2 separate regions of the Homo sapiens genome follow, and region 1 is linked to region 2. The links are chromatin loops, found by intact Hi-C in ENCODE. Cell type or tissue: OCI-LY7. All regions are shown on one strand. Links, peaks and the distances in the headings refer to the core of each region. The heading gives the core; the rest is flanking DNA.

Region 1 (3,892 bases), core at 879-3,378, 270 kb after region 2:
GTACATGTTCCATTTTTTGTAAATCAATTACACCTCAACAGGTCAGTTTAAAATAAACAAATATGGAAATAAACAAATATATGAATTTGAATACTATTTTAAAAAACAATGGAGCAGGGGAGCTTGTGGGCTCCTTACACACCTGTGGGTTTCAAGTTAACGCCTAACTTTGCTATAGAGGAAAATTAATAAGAAGGAAATGTTGCAGAGAAGATACGCAAGGAGCCCATATAGGAAGGAGTGTTGGAATGATTACTTGGGGGATTTTTCTGTAGAATGCTAGGCAGCACATTCCCATTTTTCTCTCTCTGCTGGAAAGAGAGAAAATTGCAGCTTGAGTTATAACAAAGAGAACATTGGTTCCTGCTGCTGAGGAGCCTTCCTAATGCTCTACGGGTCCTTTTCTAGAGGACAAGGGCTCCCTCCTGTCAAAAACACTACAAAAAAGATGGCTTCAGTGAGGAGGATTAACTCTTTGTAGTTCGAAACATTGGCTTCCGCATAATGACTTTGAGACAAGGAAATGACAAGCTTTCCTGTGCCCACCCCACCGCCAGGGTGGCATGAATATGAGTATGATTTATTTATTCTGTCTCATTTCTTCAAACATCATTGACTCTATTTGTGTCTATTTTTACTGGACCATGCTGTGATATTTAGTATGCACTTAAAGTGGACATCAAAGACAGCACTTGCTTATTGCCAGCATTTAATATGAGCATCTAATTAAATTCAGGTTATTGTGTTAATTATTGTTCAGATCCATAGAGTTTATTAAACTACCTGATTTTCATATAATTCTACTGCAATTAGTGGTTATGTATTCATTCAACTGCTCAGATGAAAAACATTAAATCTGGATATGGAAGGTGAATTGTTGTCATTCACCTAACCATTAGACTTGATCATAAATGTTTATTAGAGTAAGATACACAGTTTTTGTTTGAATTCATATCTTTAGTGCACCCACCATCGATTGCTGTAGGCAGAATTTGCACGGTGAGTGTCTACTTTCATAAGTGTCTTGGCCATCAATTACTTTTGCCTAAATTTGTTTTTTTGAAACACACTTCAGGAATTCTCTATCCTTCTCCCAATTTCATGAATACTTTTTAAAAACTTTCTCTTTGGGCCGGGTGCGGTGGCTCATGCCTGTAATCCCAGCACTTTGGGAGGCCGAGGTGGGTGGATCATCTGAGGTCAGAAGTTTGAGACCAGTCTGGCCAATATGGCGAAACCCCATCTCTACTAAAAATACAAAATATTAGCCAGGCATGGTGGCGGGCACCTATAATCCCAGCTACTCGGGAGACTGAGGCAGGAGAATCACTTGAACCTGGGACGCAAAGGTTGCAGTGAGCCAAGATCTTGCCACTGCACTCCAGCCTGGGCAACAAGAGCGAAACTCCACCTCAAAAAAACACAAACAACAATAACAACAACAAAAAACAAAAACAAAAAAAAAACAACCTTCCTCTTTGAGAAGGATTTTAAACTTTTGCAATGGGTATGTAGAAAAATGTAGTCCGTAGTACCTTTTATCCTCACAGAGAGAATGAGAGTTGCCAGACAGGAACACTCTCAAACCATTGCCACTGAACCCAGAAATGCACAGAAATGCAGAAGCCCATCCCTCTTCCCAGCCAAAGCCACTGCTCTGTGTGCTCTGAATCACAGCCTCTCCAGCCTTCTTGATAACCTTCATCTGAGACTTCTTCCATTCTCCCACTCAACTTGCCACTTCCCTCAGTACTTAAATATCCCCCAAATTTCTCGTATTTATATAACACCTCCCACCTTCACCCAATCCCCTTTTATCGACTATTGGCTCTATCTGTCCCCACATTTGGAACTGTACTTCCAGAAGAGCCATCTCCATCCCTCCCCAACCAGTCATCGTATTTCTTCACTGTAGTCTGGCCTCTGCTGCCACCACTCTACCGAAGCTGGTTTTATCAAGCTTACCCATCGCCTCCCTGTGTTAAATGCATGAGATGCTCCTCAGTCCTTAGTTTCCTTGACTTCTCGGTGACATTTGTCACCACTGACAGTTTCCTTCTTCTGGAAACAGTCTCCCCCTTGGTTCCTGCAAAGCAACCTTCTCCTGGTTAGTCTCATTTCTCTGGCTCCTTCTCAGTTTATTACTTGCTCTTCTTCTCCTTGACTTTTCCATATTCCTTAGGATTCCATCTTTGTCCCTTTTCTCACTCGGCACACACTCTCTGGGCCATGTCTTCTGGCTTTTATTCACATCTATACCGGCTAATTCCCAAATCTGTATCCCCCTGGCACCCATCCATTCACACGGCAGTCAGTGTGATACTTCTCATGTACAAACCTGATTCCATCACCTCACAGAATATCCTTTTCAGTGTCTTCCCATTGCGTTTATGATAAAACCAACTCTCTTTGCAGGAACAACAAAGCCTTCCAGGATCTGGCTCACCTTGCTGTCCAGCCTCTATCTCTTTCCAGTCTTCTAGAATTCTACATTCCAGTCATGCTGGACCTCCTTCAGTGTCTTGAATGGTCCATGCTCTTCCCACTCTTAACCTTCCTTCAACCAATTATTTCTACCCAGAACCCTCTTCTACTGGCCTTCCTGCCTGTCACCTTCAGACCTCTGGTTAAGCGTTGCATCCTTTTGGGAGAATTTTCCCTAGGGTATGTTACCTCCTGCTAACTTACTATCTCGTAGCACGTCCATAGATTTCCTATCCAAATTTCCACTATACTTTATTGATATTCCTTCTTAACTATTTACTGCTTTATCCTACCTTCTAGCACAACACCTGATACACACCAGGTAATCAAAATTATTTGTTGAAAGAATGTACCTAAATGATAATAACATTATCTGAGGATTCATGTTTTGAGAATTTTCACATCCCTTCAGGAGGGTCGCCCTTGGGTAGTCTCCCATTTGCTTATCAACTGCTGCTTCCAAACCAGCCTGCTCATTCATAGCAACTGGGTTCTTCCATAAAGTTGTGGAGGAAAAGGCTGCAACATCCAGGCAGCTGTGTTGATCTCCAGGTGTAGGATGCAGTGTGAGTTTCATTGAAAAGGTGTCTAACATCCGATTCAAACAACTCCTGGCTGTTTTGTCTTCAGACCGGCTGAGTAGTTTGTACATATACTCTGAAACCTGCTTTGAATATTATGATTAATAGATGATCACAAACGTTGTCCTTTTTTTTCTTTTTTCTTTTTCTTTTTTTTTTTTTTTTTTTTTGAGATGGAGTTTCACTCTGTCCTCCAGGCTGGAGTGCAATGGCATGATCTCGACTCACTACAACCTCCACCTCCCAAGTAGCTGGGATTACAGGCATGCGCCACCACACCCAGCTAATTTTTGTATTTTTAGTAGGGAGACGGGGTTTCACCATGTTGGCCAGGCTGGTCTCAAACTCCTGACCTCAAGTGATCCACCCACCTGGGCCTCCCAAAGTGCTGGGATTATAGGCGTGAGCCACCATGCCTGGCCAACATTGTCCTTTAAACCTCTAAAAAATATTTATTAAACCCTAAACGTGGGCTCATTAGCTCCTATATCTAGGTTTTTCCCAAAGGAAAACAAACAAACTGTGATTTTGAATGGGAAAAAAAGGATTAGATATCAGACAACACCTTCATAGGAAAACTTCCAGGGCAACCAGCTTCACATACTTGAGAAAAATCTTTCCATAAACATCCTTCTGGGTGAGACATAAGTCATGGGGCATGGGTCTTCCTGGGGCCTATGGAGGTGTTGTATCTAAATCTTGCCCTACTGACTTTCAATCCTGCCTTTTTGTAAAGATATTTACCTGGTGTTTTTCCCCCTCTGTATCAGGGCCTAAAACACAAGGAAATCTTAACCTAAGATAAACAAAATGTTTGACGAGAATCC
Region 2 (3,886 bases), core at 1,387-3,886:
ACAAGCAAGACCTCACACAGGCCTCCCACATACATTTTCTCAGGCATTTTCCAGAAAACGTGCTCTACTGAAACATGGGATTAAACTAAAAAGAGAAAAACTGGGACACAGAAAACAGGAGTTCCAACAGGAGATGGAGGTAAAGGAAATCCTGAAGATGATGATGGTGCAACGTCCTAAAAGGCAGTTGTGCCCCAGGTATACAGGGCAACCAATACAAACCAGAGCAGCAAAATTCAAGAGACAAACACCTGAGAGCTGTCATCACAGTGTCCTTGGCCACTGCGTCATCATATTCACCTGACAAGGCTACTGAAGGATGCACTCCACCCAAACAAGGGAGTAAACCAAGAAAAAGCAACACACAAGATCCAGGAAACAAGGAATCTAAACTGGGAGAAAGGCAAAGAGAATTCCAAGGAGGCAGTGAAAGTCCCTGGGTAACAGGCACACAGCAGGACTAGAGAACAATCTGTCCCGAAAGGAGAATCCACGTTGTTAGAAGGAGTATCTCCAAGAGAAAAACTGGACTTGATAAATCCCTGGACATGTTGACCTGTGGAAAGTTATCCTGAGTGGCGACTGAAAGGCAGAAAGCATTGGCAAATGGTACAAAACAACCTAAGCAAACAAATGAAAAAAGCAATTATTAACTTCAGGATATTGTGCATATTCTATAGTTTTCATTGGATTTTCAAAGGGGCTTTCCCTATATCTCAGAACCACTCTGCAGAAACACAAGGTACATGGAGACAGGTGATAAAAAATAAAAAGGGGGAGAATGCCAGGCCAAGGCAAATCATGCCCTGGACAATAAGGGAGGCATCAGAGGGCTCCAATACTGGGGAGGACATGAGCATTCATCAGTATGGGCCTTATCAGAAGAAAAACTGAAAGGGGGAGAAATATGAGGTTAATAAGCCAGTTAGAAGACTTCTACACTAAACAAAGAAGATCCACGAGCTACAGATAACAATGAGTTTAAATTTGTCCCAGCACTGCGCACAAAAAAGAAAGTACAAAAGCTGAACAGGATATATAAACAGAGATCTGATCACTGGATTAGTCAGAATTTGCTAGAGTCTATTAATGTCCTGGTCAGAGTTTCAATAAGCAAAAACAACTTGAAGAGGATAATCAAGTTATTCAATAAATATGTAGGCCTTGAGGAGAAAGGACAGACACAAAGTTTTGTTTTCTCTTTTACAATTCATTTTAATTTGAGAAGCATTTTAGGGGATACTGACTATTTGCCTATTATTGTAGGAGACACAGAGCAGGACTCAAAGTAGTAGACAGCATGATTCCCAAACAGGAAGTCCACACAATGGCTATGGAAGCAAAGATCAACACGCATGAAATAATTAGGAAGCAATATATGGCAGATCATAGTTAAGAATCAAAAGGTCAATGGGTAAGTTTAATGAGACTGGAAAAGAGATGGAAATCATTTAAAGGAATCAGTGAAAGCGCCACAGAGGTGGAGCTTGAAAGGAGAATAATACCCTACTTGTTCAAAGCAGAAATCCCAAACTTTTGTGAACCTAAGAATCATATGGGGATCTCCTGGGCTCCACCCAGAAATTCTGATTCTACATTTTTTTATAAACACCCCAGGCGATTCCATTAGGGTGGTCTTTGCATCACATTTTGAGAAGTTCTGATGATATGAATATATCAAGGTCTCTTTTGCTATAAAATCCATGCTTCTGTTTGCACTGATGGATGGTGGGTTTCAGTGATAAGGAAAGTAGGAAGACAAGGTTGAGGGTACAGGAGTTCCTGCTGAGGGCAAAACCTTGCTGCAGGTGCACAGGCAGGAAAGAAGCAAGTCTATCTGAAGAAGATCAGGAATCTAGCTTGGCTGATGTAAGGAATCCAGGGAGGCAAGGAGGAATCAGCTCACAGAGGGCCTGGAAAATAGAAATTGTCAAAAATTGATCTTCTAGACAGGAGAACAAGAGGAAACTCAATATGGCAAAAAGACCACCCTAGTAAAAACATCATTTTTATAATGTTTTATAAAAAACATAGAATCAGAATTTCTGGGTGGAACCCAGGAGATCCCTACATGCTTTAGGTTCACTAAAGTTTGGGATTTTGATGTTTTTAAACAAGGAAGCAATGGAAAGAACATGCTCACAGAAGAAGGGAAAAGATCATGCAAAGCATGCAAAAAATTATTTGTTCTCCTATTATAACTGAGTTTGAAGTAGACTCCTGCTTAGGAAAGAACACAGGATCCTCACCTCTGTTCCGCCTGCTGTTAGGAGCACACACGAAATGGGATTTCAAGTTCTACCCCACCTCCAACAATATGGTGACTACAGACCTTCAGCTGCCTCTTTGAGTTTAGCCACTAGATGGCAGTGCTTACCCTTCTTTTAGTTGGACAGGCCGGCCAACTAGCAAGCTGAATTGGGCTCTCTCCCCAGAGTTTAATACACACACAAAAAGTTCCACATTAATTCCAATTTGTACTTTCCCACTAAGAAGGCAGCAAAGGTGGCATAACCATAGCCTGGGTGGAAATCAGGGTGGCTGGCATCTTGCAGGAAGGTCAGAGGCCAGTTATAGAGGATGAGATGCTCCCATTCCAATTTCCTATGCATCTATGATCCAGGAAAAAATGCTAGAAATCAGCCTTCCCTGGAGGTACACCATTAGTAACAGGCAACCTGGCCACACAGCAGAGTCCCAGACAGCAGGGCATGGGGCCCGGTTGGATTGTGCCCAGAGCACACCCCCAGAAGGTCCTCTCCACAATAGCAGGTACCACAGGAGAGGACCTGGGCCAGAACTCACCAAGCAAGGGGCAGGCTTCCTCGTCAGAGCCATCTGCACAATCTCGGTACCCGTCGCACACCCAGGTGTCCATCACGCAGGTCCCACTGCTGCAGCGGTAGTAATTGGGCAGACACGTGGAGGGCCCAGGAGTCGAGAAGGGAAGAATATGTGAATCTGAGAAAAACACCAAGCACGGAAACCCAAAACATTAGAAGCAGCTTGATCTTAGACCAAATATGTCCCAAACCTAGTGCGGATGTCCCAGTTTTAGCTGTACCTGCTGAGGGAGGCCAGTGACTGGCACAGCTCTGAGCAGCGGCTAATCTAGAAATCATGTATAATGGGTTGTCAGAAGAGGCAATATTCTTTTCCCTTTTGGGGAGTAGATTTCCCTTACTATATTTGATTTCGGTTAATATTCAGATAAGTTTGCTTTTGCAGGGGCTGGTGAAAGAAACAGGTGGCTGAGGAGGCACAGGGTGGCTAAGAGAATTCCTACTGAGGCAAAGCATTGTGTTCTAGTTAATTCAACCGCAACTACTCCACGACCTGGTTCAGAGATGAGAATGCCAGAAAGGAAAGGGGCAAGTCTGCATTCCACATGAGTGCTCCTCAAATGCATTGTGGAGCACACAGGACCTGGGGGCTTATTAGCATGCAGATTCTGACTCTGTAGGTCTGGGGTGAGGTCAGAGATTCTACATTTCTAACAAGTTCCAAGGAGATGCAGATGCTACTGGTTGCAAACCATACTTTGAGTAGGAAGGCTCTAGACTTCTCACTCTGCCCTGCAAATACGGAATAAATAGCCTGAAAATAGGAGAAACCAACCACACTTATTTCAAAATGAGAAAGAGGAACAGAAAAAATTTGAGTCACTCCTCTCACAAAAATATGCCCCCCAAAACACGGAATCAGCCAGGCACATCCTGCATAGCTGGTGGAACTATTCTGGTGTGTCTTGGTTATGGGGCTAACCCAGGCCCCAGGGGCCTCTTACCTCCACAATCCTTCTCATCAGACCAGTCCCCACAGTCGTTCTCCCTGTCACATTTCCATCTGTTGGGGATGCAGTGGCCATTCTCACACCGAAACTGGA

What was found. Hi-C counts contacts between places; a loop is a spot of excess contacts. Peaks named below come from ENCODE experiments on the same cell type or tissue, not always from the same donor. Only the 100,000 strongest peaks of a DNase experiment are listed, where the experiment ranks them.
Region 1: it touches region 2 in a loop (8-fold over the local background); 104 of 110 quality-filtered maps call a loop at or near these places.

Annotation. Positions count from the first base shown.
Region 1 is chr11:121,319,850-121,323,741 of GRCh38, reverse strand. No RefSeq gene overlaps it. Among named protein-coding and RNA genes, the nearest start is that of SC5D, 29 kb to the right of the region's middle. In OCI-LY7, for the core only: a CTCF peak has its summit at 1,926; DNase peaks (open chromatin) are centred at 1,661 and 1,951; H3K4me3 peaks cover 374 bases; H3K27ac peaks cover 1,776 bases.
Region 2 is chr11:121,590,076-121,593,961 of GRCh38, reverse strand. It overlaps SORL1 (sortilin related receptor 1), which reads right to left. Exons shown (of 48, transcript NM_003105.6): 30 at 3,788-3,886; 31 at 2,806-2,961. Among named protein-coding and RNA genes, the nearest start is that of SORL1-AS1, 140 kb to the right of the region's middle. In OCI-LY7, for the core only: CTCF peaks have their summits at 2,142 and 2,345 (motif pointing right); DNase peaks (open chromatin) are centred at 2,381, 2,971 and 3,691; H3K4me3 peaks cover 2,500 bases; H3K27ac peaks cover 2,500 bases.